Linked DNA regions of Homo sapiens: region 2 is linked to region 1. A link is an interaction called in ENCODE POLR2A ChIA-PET data of the cell type or tissue named here. Cell type or tissue: B cell. All regions are shown on one strand. Links, peaks and the distances in the headings refer to the core of each region. The heading gives the core; the rest is flanking DNA.

Evidence for each region. ChIA-PET counts read pairs that join two places held together with the same protein. Peaks named below come from ENCODE experiments on the same cell type or tissue, not always from the same donor. Only the 100,000 strongest peaks of a DNase experiment are listed, where the experiment ranks them.
Region 2: POLR2A ChIA-PET joins it to region 1 with 11 read pairs; 2 of 35 experiments call an interaction of 5 or more read pairs at or near these places.

The regions. Positions count from the first base shown.
Region 1 is chr19:37,970,144-37,978,183 of GRCh38, forward strand. All of the region lies in intron 1 of SIPA1L3 (signal induced proliferation associated 1 like 3), which reads left to right. Among named protein-coding and RNA genes, the nearest start is that of SIPA1L3, 67 kb to the left of the region's middle. RefSeq lists a silencer at 3,892-3,951. In B cell, for the core only: a CTCF peak has its summit at 4,993; DNase peaks (open chromatin) are centred at 4,598, 5,068 and 6,108; H3K27ac peaks cover 3,671 bases.
Region 2 is chr19:38,326,735-38,332,754 of GRCh38, forward strand. It overlaps KCNK6 (potassium two pore domain channel subfamily K member 6), which reads left to right. Exons shown (of 3, transcript NM_004823.3): 2 at 1-254; 3 at 446-5,342. The coding sequence ends at 669. Among named protein-coding and RNA genes, the nearest start is that of CATSPERG, 6.1 kb to the right of the region's middle. In B cell, for the core only: no CTCF peak of the experiment used is centred there; no DNase peak of the experiment used is centred there.

The DNA.
Region 1 (8,040 bases), core at 2,439-6,438:
AAAGTCTGGCCGGAAGTTTTTAAAACCCTGGCGGTGAAATTTCAAAGTGAAAATGTTACTCGTAAGTTAAATGAATTCATACTGCAGCCATATTTTTTCAGGCTGGCTGGTATTAGTGATGCCCAAAGTGACTTTCCTTTTGGAGTCTTGGGGCCAGTGGAGATGGTATATCTCCCAACAATAAAAATTTCACCACGTTAAGTGGAGTACTACGATTAACACACATTTTTAATTAGCCTCTTAGTCATCTCCTATCTGAAGAGGCCAGGACAGGCATTTTAATACTTGGTTATTGGACTACCTCTAAGGAGCTCTCCCATGCTGCAGATACCGTTCTGAATCTCTGCAGTTTGTCAAGGTTCCTGCAGCCGGAAGCTGTTTTCCAGGCCGCTCTCTTCTCACTAAAGCCACAGTTCTTTCTTCGCACTAAAGCCATCCGTTCAGCTTCTGTGCAGAGGGAAGAGGTCCCTGAACTGGCATGACTGCAAAGGCGGTTGAACCCTCCTCTCCTGCAGGATGTGGAGGGCATGGAGGCTGTGCCGTGGATGGGTGGTGCATCTCAGAAGAGTTAGCTTCAGCAGTCATTGGGTAAAGCAAACATGCTAGAGAGTCACAACTACCTTCACGTTCTAAAGATGTCGGGTATTAGTGAGGTAGAGGTTTGGCTGCTGTAACAGACCCAGGATAGTAGTGGCTTAAATGCGAGGGCAGTTTATTTCCCTCCTGTGAAACAGTTTGAGAGTGAGCAGCCCAGGCCCCTGCCGTCTTGTTGCTCCCTGTTCCTGGGGTGTTGCTTTCATCTGCATGGTCCAGAATGATTCTCCATTATTGCCATGTGTGCAGCCTGGCCTGTGGTGGGGAGGATGTAAGAGGAGAGGTTATACCTCCTCTTTTTCAGGCAGTTGTGTTTTTTTTTGAGATATAATTTATGTGTGTTAAAATTTGCCCTTTTTTAAAAATTTATTCCTCCCCCACCTCCCATGCTTTTTTTTGTTTGTTTGTTTGTTTGTTTGTTTTTTGGAGAATGGGGTCTCACTCTGTTGCCCAGGCAGGTCTCAAACTCCTGGGTTCAAGTGATCCTCCTGTCTCTGCCTCCCTAAGTGCTGGGAGTGCAGGTGTGAGCCACTGCACCTGGCATATTTGCCCTTTTAAAACATTTGATGGTTTTCAGTGTATTTTCCAGGCTCTTTAATCATCATAACAATCTATTTGCAGAACATGATCACCACCTCAAAAAGAAACCCTGAACCCATTCCCGCTTCCCTGATTCTGCCCTGTGATTTTCCCATCCCTTCAGCCCCTGGCACCACTAATCTTTCTGTCTCTATGTATTTGCCTGTTCTGGACATTTCATGTAATTGGAATAATGCAGTATCCATTTCTGTCTGGCTTCTTTCACTGAGTGTCATGTTTTTTGTTTTTTGGGGTTTTTTTTTTGCAGAGACAGAGTCTTGCTCTGTTGCCCAGGCTGGAGTACAGTGGCGCGATCTCGGCTCACTGCTACTTCGCTTCCCAGGTTCAAGCAGTTCTCCTGCCTTAGCCTCCTGAGTACCTGGGATTACAGGCGTGTGACACCATGCCCAGCTAATTCCTTTTGTATTTTATTAGAGACGGGGTTTCATTGTGTTGCCCAGGTTGGTCTCGAACTCCTGAGCTCAGGCAATCCGCCCGCCTCAGCCTCCCAAAGTGCTGGGATTACAGGTGTGAGCCATCACGCCCGGCCTGAGTGTCATGTTTTTAAGGTTCACCCATGTTGTGCATGAATCAGTACTTCATTCCTTTTTGGGTTGGATAATATTCTGTTGTACAGATAGACCACATTTTGCTTATCCAGGCATCACCTGATGGACCTTTGGGTTGTTTCCACGTTTTAGCTATTATGAATAATGCTATAAACATTCATATATAAGTTTTTGTGTAAAGATATTTTTCAGTTCTCTTGGATATCTACATACTTAAGAGTGGAGTTACTAAGTCATGTGGTAACTATGTTTAGCTTTTTTAGGAATAAGGCAGAGATACCTAGTGTGTGTGTGTGTGTGTGTGTGTGTGTGTGTGTGTGTCATGGGCCCTTTGACATCTTTTTCTCTCAGTTGTGTTTTTAAGTTTATAAAATGTAGGATGACAAAGGAAACTAATTGTCTTAAAATGTAGTTTTTGAAATACGAAGATAAATTTGTGATATAGTGTGGCAAAATCCATTGGCAGATCTAACTACCATAATTCCAAAGTAACAAAGGGCATAAGTGCTATTTTGAGACGTTTGTAAGAACTGTGGGCTGGGTGTGGTGGCTCATGCCTGTAATCCCTGTGCTTTGAGAGGCTAAGGTGGGAGGATCACTTGAGGCCAGGAATTTGAGACCAGCTTGGGCAGCATACTGAAGCCCCATCTCTACAAAAAATTTAAAAACTTAGCCGGGCATGGTGGTGTGCACCTGTAGTCCCAGCTACTTGGGAGACTGAGGTGAGAGGATCCCTTGAGCCCAGGATTTTGAGGCTGCAGTGAGCTGTGATTGTGCCACTGCATTCCAGCCTGAGCAACATGGGGAGACCCTGCCTCAACAAAATAAACCAACAAAACTGCAATGTGATAATATACCTGTGGTTTCTGTTGGTGACAAATTTGTAAGCATGAAAACTATAGTTTGCCTATATTCCTAATTGAAGAAAATGCTGAATTTCTGTTAGAGATTAGTGAAAATAAAGAGGTAATTCTGCCCCCTTCCCCCCAAATTAGTGGAGCTCCTGAATTCTATCCTGCTTCAAAGAGCATGACCCAGAAGTTGCACACATTTCCTTCACTCCTTCCCTGTGATCCTGATTAGTTACATGGCGACAGCTAGCTGCAAGGGAGGCTGGGAAATGTAGTCCTCATTCAAGTCAATCAGGTGCCTGGCTAAAATATAGGGGTTCCGTTATTAAAGGAAAGGGGGGAGGATAGGTATTGGGGGACAAGAAGTCAATACTGTACTGCAGTACACACTGTGCAGCCACTTTCTCACCCAGGTCAGAACACGTGTTCTTCTCATAAGCACCTGCCAGAGGAGTTAGTTTGGCTTTGGGGACCATGGTGTATGAAAAAAAAGCGCATCTTTTTTTTTTTTTTTTTTTGAGATAGAGTATTGCTCTGTCACCCAGGCTGGAGTGCAGTGGCGCAATCTTGGCTCACTGCAACCTCCGCTTCCTGGGTTCAGGTGATTCTCCTGCCTCAGTCTCCCAAGTAGCTTGGGTTACAGGCATCTGCCACCATGCCCAGCTGATTTTTTATATTAGTAGAGACGGGGTTTCACCATATTGGCCAGGCTGGTCTCGAACTCCCGACCTCAGGTGATCCACCCACCTCGGTCTCCCAAAGTGCTGGGATTACAGGTGTGAGCCACTGTGCCTGGCCAAAAAAAAAAAAAAAAAAAAGCGGGAGGGGGGCGCATCTTGAAGCACTAAAACGCCTCTCAGCACTCTGAGAGTGCTGCTCGCATGACGAAGAACTGAGGCTGCCTGAGGGAGTAGCGTATGCCTGTCCCCCATCCCACACTCACACCAGAGCAAATGCTTAGGAAGTGGAATGCTGGGTATCTGTTCTGCTTAAATTATTTGTCCTTTAGTGAGGGGTAAGGGGATCCTAGTTGAAGTTATGAGAGGTAAACATTTGATACAACCTCTCTGTGCCTTTTTACTGTGCAGTAAGATGTGTGGTTTGGCTTCTCAGATGACTGGATGGTGATGCTATATTGGAACTCTTGATTCTATGTGTCAGACTCCACCCTCGATCACCCAAGGCAGAAGAGGGATTGATGTGTTGGCCTGGAGTCCCAGGAAGATCAGCAACAGAGAGTGGGCAGCTCAGGCCTCCGGCAGCAAATTAACAGGACATGGGCAGCCCAGAGGCAAAGTGACTTCCCCATTGTCCTGGTTGTAAAGGCTGAAGGGTCATGATGCTGATCTAACATTGGTAACAGCTGGACTTTATTGAGCACTTCCTGGGTGCCTGGCAGTATTTGTTTTCATCAACCTTATGAGATGGGTCCTGCCATACCCCACTTTCCTGATGTGTAGGGACTCATCGACCTCCTCAAGATCATATAGTTACTTATTTGTGGCTGGGCATGATGGCTTGCACCTGTAATCCCAACACTTTGGGAGGCCGAGGCAGGAGGATTGCTTGAGCCAGGAGTTCAAGGTCAGCCTAGGCAACATGGTGAGATCCCATCTCTACAAAAAAATTAGCCAGGTACAGTGGTACGTGCCTATAGTCCCAGCTACTCAGGAGGCTGAGGTGGGAGGATCACTTGAGCCTGGGAGGTTGAGGCTGCAACAGCAAGTCATGATTGTGCCACTACACTCCAGCCTGAACAAGAGTGAGACCGTGTCTCAAAAAAAAAAAAAAAAGTATTGATTCATGGCAGAGGTGGGGTTTGAACAGAGAGTCTGGTTCTAGCCGGTACTGTCATGAGGGCAGAGGGTGAGATGCAGGAGCAGAAGGCTTGACAGCCTGGACAGAGGAGTTTGTGTTTTCCTTCATGCTTTCATTTCGTGAATCTTTGTTACTGATGATGACTTTTGAGTTGACGTGATTGTGCCATCCCAGCCTCCCCTCCCTCTGTTCTAACACCCAGTGGTACATCCCCTTCCCCAACAGCACCATCAGACACACAGGTGGCTCTTGTGGAATCTCTCCATTCCCCATTATTCTAGGCCAGCCCTTCTCCCTTATCCTAGTTTTAAACATGAATTTATAAAGGGTAGTTAATTTGTGGCCAGGTGTGGTGGCTCACGCCTTTAATCCCAGCACTTTGGGAGGCTGAGGCGGGCAGATCACGAGGTCAGGAGATCAAGACCATCCTGGCTAACATGGTGAAACCCCACCTCTACAAAAAATGCAAAAAAAAGTAGTTAATTTGTTACTCAGCAAATCTCTACGGTGCCTACCAGACTCCAGATCTGGGCTGCTGGACACAGGAACATCGTTAAGCAAATCCCGGCCGTCGTGGAACTGACAGCCTGGAGGGGACGCAAGAGACTTGGGCATTCAACAGATAACTTCAGAGTCCCAACTGCAGCTGTGATACATACCAAACAGGAAACAGAGAGAGAGCGAGGAGAGCATATTAATGTGCGGAACCCAGGGCCTGACCCGGGGACCAGGAAGGAGGATGGCAAGGAGGGCTTCCCGAGGAGGCACCGTGTAGGCCGAGCCTAGAGCTGAATGGTGGCAGAGAGGGAACAGAGCACTTCCAGGGGGAACTGGAAAGCCCTAGACACATCACCCCAGTCCTCACTCCCACTGAACTCTGAGGAGACGGCTGCAAGTCGAGGCTCCCCACCCACCAGCACGTCACAGTGTGTCCAGGCTCAGGGTCCCCATCTGTAAGATGGGAGTGATATTGGTCATGGTGCCCATTTCATTGGTGGATGTCACTGGTGGATTAAATGAGTTACTATATGTAAAACTTTAGAACAGCTCCTGGCCTGTGGCAAGGGCTCTATAGGTTTAATTAGTCATTAAAATTAAAATTTGTATGTTGTAGGTCTAAAGATGGCTAATAAAAAATCACCCCACCCAGGCCAGAATCCAAGTTAGAGGACTGCTTGACAGGGACTGCCAGACACAGACTTGGTTGTGGGAGTCAGGGGTGCAGCCTCTGGCTACCACCCCCAGGAGGCATTCAGAAATGGGGGGTTGGCCGGGCGCAGTGGCTCACGCCTGTAATCCCAGCACTTTGGGTGGCCGAGGCGGGTAGATCACTTGAGGTCAGGAGTTCAAGACCAGCCTGGCCAACATGGTGAAACCCCATCTCTACTAAAAATAGAAAAATTAGTCATGCGTGGTGGCGGGCGCCAGTAATCTCAGCTACTTGGGAGGCTGAGGCACGAGAATCACTCGAACCCAGGAGGTGGAAATTGCAGTGAGCTGAGATTGCACCAGTGCACTCCTGCCTGGGTGACAGAGCAAGGCTCTGTCTTAAAAAAAAAAAAAAGAAAGAAAAGAAATGGGGAGTTGGTCTCACAATGAGTGGTGGGGGCCAGGGATGCTGACTGACCTATGCACAGGAGTGTTCCACCAAACATGCCCACGGCGCCCCAGGGGAGGGTTGTCCTGGAGGGGATTTCCTTGGGTCTTCGTCTTGTTGTACGTCTCTTATTGGGTTTCTCTCCCTGGGGTGGAAAGATGGCTGCTCTTGGAGATGCAGGCTGCCCCTGAATGCCCTGATCACTGACTCCAACTTGTAAAATATTTGTAAGATGCCCCCGCACTGCAGCACTGGGAAGCAGTGCCGGCCAGTCTGGCAGAAAGTGTGAAACCCAGTAAGTGATCTGCTTTATCAATCCAGGTTCTTGGGTTGCAAGCAACAGAAATCAACTCAGGCACCCTGAGGCCCTAAAAGGGTCGAGCAGCTCTGGGGTGTCTCTCAGTGGATATTCTTGGGCACTTTTTTAGGGCCCTGCATTGAAGAGCTTAGACACTGCAGCCCGCCTCCTGGGTGAGAATCCCAACCTCACTCCTTATTCATAAGCATCTCAAGCTTTCTGTGCATCAGTTTGTCGGCTATAAGATGGGAATGAGAACCGGAGGGTTGCTTTGAGGATTCAGTAAGTTGATATTTGAGACGTGTTTAGAACAGTGTGTAGTGTAGAGTATGTGGCTAGATATATACTAGCTGCTATTATTTTTATTAAGTGCTGTGGTTATTACTATTAGTATTATTTTTTTGAGATGGGGTCTCACTCTGTCACCTAGGCTAGAGTTCAGTGGCACAAACACAGCTCACTGCAGCCTCAACCTCTTGGGTTCAGGTGATCCTCCCATCTCAGCCGCCTGAGTAGCTGGGACTATAGGCATGTGCCACCATCCCCGGCTAATTTTTTGTATGTTTTTATAGAGACAGGGTCTTGCCATGTTACCCAGGCTGGTCTTGAACTCCTGGGCTCAAGCAGTCCACCCACCTGAGCCTTCCAAAATGCTGGGAGTACAGGCATGAGCCACCTCACCCACCTAGCCTACCATTATTATTTTTATTTTATTAAAAAAAATTTTTTTTATGAGATGGAGGCTTGCTCTGTCGCCCAGGCTGGAGTGCAGTGGTGTGGTCTTGGCACACTGCAACCTCCACCTCCTGGGTTCAGGCGATTCTTCTGCCTCAGCCTCCCAAGTAGCTGGGACTACAGGCACGCACCACCATGCCCGGCTAATTTTTGTGGTTTTAGCAGAGACAGGGTTTTGCCATGTTAGCCAGGCTGGTCTTGAACTCCTGACCTCAGGTGATCCTGAGGTCCTGCCTTGGCCTCCCAAAGTGCTGGGATTACAGGCATGGGCCACTTCACCCGGCCTCATTATTATTTTTATTGGCAGCTTGAAATTGAAATCCCTGAGCAAGAGGAAGCCATTGGCCCAGTTTGGATCAGGTGGGTGGGCAGGTCCCATGATTGGCAGTCCCCTCCACGCCCCCCCCCACAGAAGTAGGAGGAACGAGGGAGAAACAGTTGTCCCCAGGAAAAGTGGGCTGCTGTCACCAGAAGTTGGGGCAGAGACTCCAGGCTCCAGGCAGGTCCAGAGCGCCCGTGTCCTCCATGCTCAGTAACTGGACTCAACAAATGTTGGTTACTTCCCTGCTTTGTGCCATGGCCTCTGCTGAGCACAGAAGACACAGAAGGGACAGTGATTTGCACGGTCTCCTCCTCACAGGTCCTGTAGTCCAGAAATTGAGGGTCCTGGTTAAAACTAAATGCCTAGAACAGTGCCTGGCCTTTAGGAGGTCCTTCGTAAATGTTTCCTCAATGAATAAACACACAGGGAAGTGCAAGAGTTTTATGGAACACACAACAAAAGCATCCCACTAGTTATTTTAAAGAAATCCATGTTTGTACCTTTAGTCTCCAGGATGAGGTTCAGAGGGGTGTCCATGCACACAGTAGGTGTTTAATAAATGGGGACTAAATTATCTAATAGGTGCATGGTCCTGCAGCCTGTCCGGTGTGACAGTTGAGGGCAGACCCAGAGTTGGGGAGCTGGCTGCCTTCTCTGTTGAACAGGATGTGCAGACG
Region 2 (6,020 bases), core at 1-4,000, 350 kb after region 1:
TTGGCTGAGCATGCGTTGGGGCTGGGACCCCCGGCGGGCGGCCTGCTGGCACTTGGTGGCCCTGTTGGGGGTCGTAGTGACCGTCTGCTTTCTGGTGCCGGCTGTGATCTTTGCCCACCTCGAGGAGGCCTGGAGCTTCTTGGATGCCTTCTACTTCTGCTTTATCTCTCTGTCCACCATCGGCCTGGGCGACTACGTGCCCGGGGAGGCCCCTGGCCAGCCCTACCGGGCCCTCTACAAGGTGCTGGTCACAGGTGAGCTGGGTGGCTAGGGCAGGGCTTTGAGGAGGACCTAGCCCTGTCCCTGGGGGAGTTAAAGGCTCACAGTCCCACTCTGGGACTTCCAAAAGGGATCCAACCCCACCCTGCAGGGTCCAGTAGAACTGCGGCCCCGCCTGGAAAATCTGAGCCCCAGGATGACCAACGCCCCTTCTCCGCCTTTACAGTCTACCTCTTCCTGGGCCTGGTGGCCATGGTGCTGGTGCTGCAGACCTTCCGCCACGTGTCCGACCTCCACGGCCTCACGGAGCTCATCCTGCTGCCCCCTCCGTGCCCTGCCAGTTTCAATGCGGATGAGGACGATCGGGTGGACATCCTGGGCCCCCAGCCGGAGTCGCACCAGCAACTCTCTGCCAGCTCCCACACCGACTACGCTTCCATCCCCAGGTAGCTGGGGCAGCCTCTGCCAGGCTTGGGTGTGCCTGGCCTGGGACTGAGGGGTCCAGGCGACCAGAGCTGGCTGTACAGGAATGTCCACGAGCACAGCAGGTGATCTTGAGGCCTTGCCGTCCACCGTCTCTCCTTTGTTTCCCAGCATCTGGCTGGGATGTGAAGGGCAGCACTCCCTGTCCCCATGTCCCGGGCTCCACTGGGCACCAACATAACCTTGTTCTCTGTCCTTTCTCTCATCCTCTTTACACTGTGTCTCTCTGGCTCTCTGGCATTCTCGCTGCCTCTGTCTTTCCCTCTTGCTGTCTCTGTTTCTCATTCTCTTTCATGTTCCGTCTGTGTCTCTCAATTAACCACTCGTCAACTGCTGATTCTACTGGGCTGTGGGCTCAGACCTCATTTCAGGCACCAGATTGGTCGCTACACCCTGGACAAGTGACTGCCCGTCTCTGAGCCTTGATTTCCTCAGCTGCCAAATGGGAAGAATAGAAGAATTTGCCCCTAAACCCCTCCTGTGTGCTGGCCCTGTGCTAGACAGTGCTGGAGACATAGTTGGGGGTGGAGAACTGCCCTTATGGAGCTTGCAGTCCAGTGAGGTGGACAGACCTGTCCCCAGACAGTGATGGCCCAAAATGGTCAGGACTTTAATGGAGGAGGTGAGGTGTTGAAAGCACAGGCAGAGTGGTCAGGGCTGAAGTCGGAGAAGCATAGGGACTAGGCCCAATCCAGCCTGGAAAGTCAGGGAGGACTTCCTAGAGGAAGGGACATCGAACTAAGACCTGAACTATGAGAAATAGGCAGGAAGAAGTTGTACCTGACTCATTTTTCTCAGGTGTCTCCAGGGAGCAGGACCCATGGAGGGACCCCTGGTGTAGGCCTGGGCGATAGACTCTTCCTCAGCAGCCTGGCAGGCAGGAAACAGACATAGGACCCCAGCCCAGATCTGAATGGCATGGGAGGTGCTGCCCTTAACCATGACACCATTGTAAGAGCTGTCCACATTTGTATGTTGTGCCCTGGAATCAGCCTGGTTGAGCTCAAATCCCAACTTAGCCACGTCTGGCCTGTGTCCTTGGGCAGTCACACTACCTCTCTGATTTTGTTTCCTTATCTGTAAAATGGTGATCATCATAATACAACTTCAAAAGGATTTCAGGCTGAGTGTGGTGGCTCACGCCTATACACCCAGCACTTTGGAAGGCTGAGGAAGGAGGATCGCTTGAGGCCAGGAGTTTGAGACTAGCCTAGGCAACACAGTGAGGCCTTATCTCAACAACAACCACAAAATCTAAAAATTAGCTGGGTGTGGTGGTGCATGCCTGTGATCCTGGCTACTTCAGAGGCTGAGGTGGAAGGATCACTTGAGGCCAGGAGTTTGAGGCTGCAGTGAGTTATGATGGCACTGCTGCACTCCAGCCTGCGGGACAGAGTGAGACCCTGTCTGAAAGAAAGAGAGAAAGAAAGAAAGAAAGAGAGAGAAAGAAAGAAAGAAAGAAAGGGAAAGATGGAAGGAAGGAAGGAAAAAGAAAGAGAAAGAGAGAGAGAGAGAAAGAAAAAGAAAGAAAAGTAAGAAAGAAAAAAGAAAAAGAAAGAAAAGTAAGAAAGAAAAAAAGAAAAAGAAAGAAAGTAAGTCCTGGCTAACACGGTGAAACCCTGTCTCTACTAAAAATACAAAAAATTAGCCAGGCGAGGTGGCAGGCGCCTGTAGTCCCAGCTACTCGGGAGGCTGAGGCAGGAGAATGGCGTGAACCCCGGTGGGGGCGGAGCCTGCAATGAGCCGAGATCGCGCCACTGCATCCAACCTGGGTGACAGCAAGACTCCGTCTCAAAAAAAAAAAAGAAAGAAAGAAAAGAAAAGAAGGAAAGAAGCGGGGCACAGTGGCTCAGTCCTGTAATCCCAGCACCTTGGGAAGGCCAAGGTGGGAAGATCACTTGAGGCTAGGAGTTTGAGACAAGCCTGGCCAACATAGCAAGACCCCATCTCTACAAAAATAAAAATTTTAAAAAGGGCTGGGGCATTTGAGCTGGGTCCCAACAGTAGACAAGTAGAAAAGGCATGGAGAGGGCATACCAGGTGGGAGGAGCTGTGTGCAAAGGCCTGGAGATGGAAAAGCATGCTGGCCACCAGCTTCTGACAAGCAGTTTAGTATGAACGGTATGCAGGGAAAGAGGGAAGGAGGGCAGAGGGGTGCGCACGAGCACCCGTTAGTGTCCTTAAATGACCAGCATGGGAACCTGGTCTCTTTCCTGAGGGCCCTAGAGAGCCATGGAAGGGTTTAGAGTAGGAGTGGGTCATGGTTAGGTTTGGGTTTTAGGATGATCCCCCTAGTTGCTCTGGAGAGGTGGAGCAGAGCGGGTACTGAGGCTGGGTGCCTGTGGGAGGCTGAGGCAGGAATGAAGAGGGAGACGATGGGCCTGGGCTGAGCCATGGAAGGGAGGAGGGGTGAGTGCGGGCACACTCAGGAGCCAAGTGGACAGGCCATAGCCCCCACAGACTGGAGGGACGCGGCTAGGGAATGTCCCACAGAGTGGCCAGTTATCCCTGAGAGAAAGAGCAGGTTTTAGCGGAGACGCTGAGGCTGCTTTAGAATATGGTGGGTGTGTGGGGCAAAAGGGACACCCAGGGGTGTATCAAGAGGTCATAGGGGGCAGGCCAGGTGGCTCACGCCTGTAATCCCAGCACTTTGTGAGGCCGAGGCAGGTGGATCACCTGAGGTCAGGAGTTCAAGACCAGCCTGGCCAACATGGTGAAACCCCGTCTCTACTAAAAATACAAAAATTAGCTGGGTGTGGTGGCACATGCCTGTAGTCCCAGCTACTTGGGAGGCTGAGACAGAATTGCTTGAACCTGGGAGGTGGCGGCTGCAGTGGGCCGAGATCACACCACTGTACTCCAGCCTGGGCGAAACAGAGACTCTGTCTCAAAAAAAAAAAAAAAGTCATAGGGGCTGGGCATAGTGGCTCTCACCTATAATCCTAGCAAATCGTAGTACTTTGGGAGGCCGAGGCAGGAGGATTGCCTGAGCCCAGGGGTTCAAGACCAGCCTCAGCAACATAAAATACAAAAAATACAAAAATTAGCTGGGTTTGGTGGTGTGCACCTGTGGTCCCAGCTACTCAGGAGGCTGAAGTGGGAGGATCACTTGAGCCTGGGAGGTCAAGGCTGCAGTGAGCTGTGATTGCATCACTGTACTCCAGCTTGGGTGACAGAGCAAGACCCTGTCTCAAAAAAAAAAAAAGAAAAGAAAAAGAAAAAGAAAAAGAAAATATGTATATTGGATATACTATGTGCCAGGCACGATTCCAAGCCCCTGATACATTCTCTACATTTTACAGATGGGGGAAGGAGGTCCAGAGATGTTAAATACTTGCCCAAGGTCACACAGAAAGTGGAACACTGGGATTTGAACAAGGTTTTGGTTGGGCATCTTTTCCTATGGGAGCTCAGAAATATCTGTTGTCTAGCCCTTTCTCAGCCTCCCAACCTTCTCGGTTCCTTACCTATGTCACAGCTGACTTTGAGCTAAAGTCATCTCGGGGCAGCTAGGTGCCTATGTGAGCTGGCGTTCATTTCTCACTGTTTCTCCTTCCAAATACCTCCAGGAAGAAAAGCAAGTCCTTTTTGGTCCAAGACATTAAAAAAGCCAGGCTCAGCGGCTCATGCCTGTAATCCCAACACTTGGGGAGGCTGAGGCAGGAGGATCGCTTGAGCCCGGGAGCTGGAGACCAGCCTGGACATGTTAACATAGCAAGACCCCTCTACAGAAAATGTTAAAAATGAGCTGGGTGTGGTGGCGCACACCTGTAGTCCCAGTTACTCAGGAGGATGAGGCAGGAGGATCACTTGAGCCTAGGAGGTTGAGGCTGCAGTGAGCCATGATCACACTACTGGACTCCAGCCTGGGCCATAGAGCAAGACCCTGTCCTAGGAGAAAAAAAAGGGCCAGGCACAGTGGCTCACGCCTGTAATTCCAGTACTTTGGGAGGCCGAGGCGGGCGGATCACAAGGTCAGGAGATCAAGACCATCCTGGCTAACACAGTGAAACCCGTCTCTACTAAAAATACAAAAAAATTAGCTGGGTGCGGTGGCACGCACCTGTGATCCCAGCTACTCGGGAGGCTGAGGCAGGAGAATCACTTGAACCCAGGAGGTGGAGGTTGCAGTGAGCCGAGATCCCACCATTGCACTCCAGCCTGGGAGACAGAGCGAGACTCCGTCTCAGAAAAAAAAAAAAAAGAAAAAAGTGTGTGCTAAAAAATTCATCAGGTACTAAAGAGTGTACGGTGGAAAGTAAGTCTTTCTCCTACACTCAGATCATGGATGGATGTCTCAGGTCTTCCCAGGCACATTTGATGTTATGTACCAGCCATATGCATGTGTGTGTCATTTATTTTTCACTCTACACAAGTAGTACCTAATATGGTGAGGTTGTTATGATTACAGACTCTGGAGGCAAAGTTCCTGGGTATAAATCTGAACTCTGTCACTCCCAAGCTAAGTGGCTTTGGGCAAGTGATTTCACCTCCATGTGCCTCAGTTTGCTAGTCTGTACAATGGGATGGTAATAGCACCTACCTCATGGACTTGAGAAGTCAGCAACTTCATACCTCTAAAGCCCTTAGAGCTAGCAGTGTGTGGCACTCAATAAAATGTTGACTAATGATGATTCTCACTTCTGTACTATGCTTTTTCGTACCAATTATAAATATTAATATTTTAATGTCACCTTTCTTTTATTCATGTTTCTGTACCTTGCTTTTGTCACCAACACAGTGTAATTCAGAGATAATTTCAGAGACATACAATAGGTCTTTTTTTTTTTTTTTCTTTTTTGAGACTAAGCCTCGCTCTGTTGCCCAGGCTGGAGTGCAGTGGCACGATCTCAGCTCACTGCAACTTCCACCTCCTGGGTTCAAGCAATTCTCCTGCCTCAGCCTCCCGAGTAGCTGGGATTACAGGCACCTGCCACTATGCCCGGCTCATTTTTGTATTTTTAGTAGAGACAGGGTTTCACCATGTTGGCCAAGCTGGTCTCGAACTCCAGATCTCAAGTGATCCACCCGCCTCGGCCTCCCAAAGTGCTGGGATTACAGGTGTGAGCCACCACACCTGGCCACAATAGGTCTTATATCTTACGGTGTCTCCTCTAGGACACATTTCCCATAAATAATTTCAACATCCCCTGTTGATGATACGTGGGTGTTTTCCAGTCTTTTGCTGGTACAACAATGCTACAGCAAACATCTTATGGTTTAAGATCTAATGAAGGGATCGAATGAGGCAGGAGTTCAAGACCACCCTGGGCAACATAGCAAGACCCTCCCTGTACAAAAAATTTAAAAATTAGCTG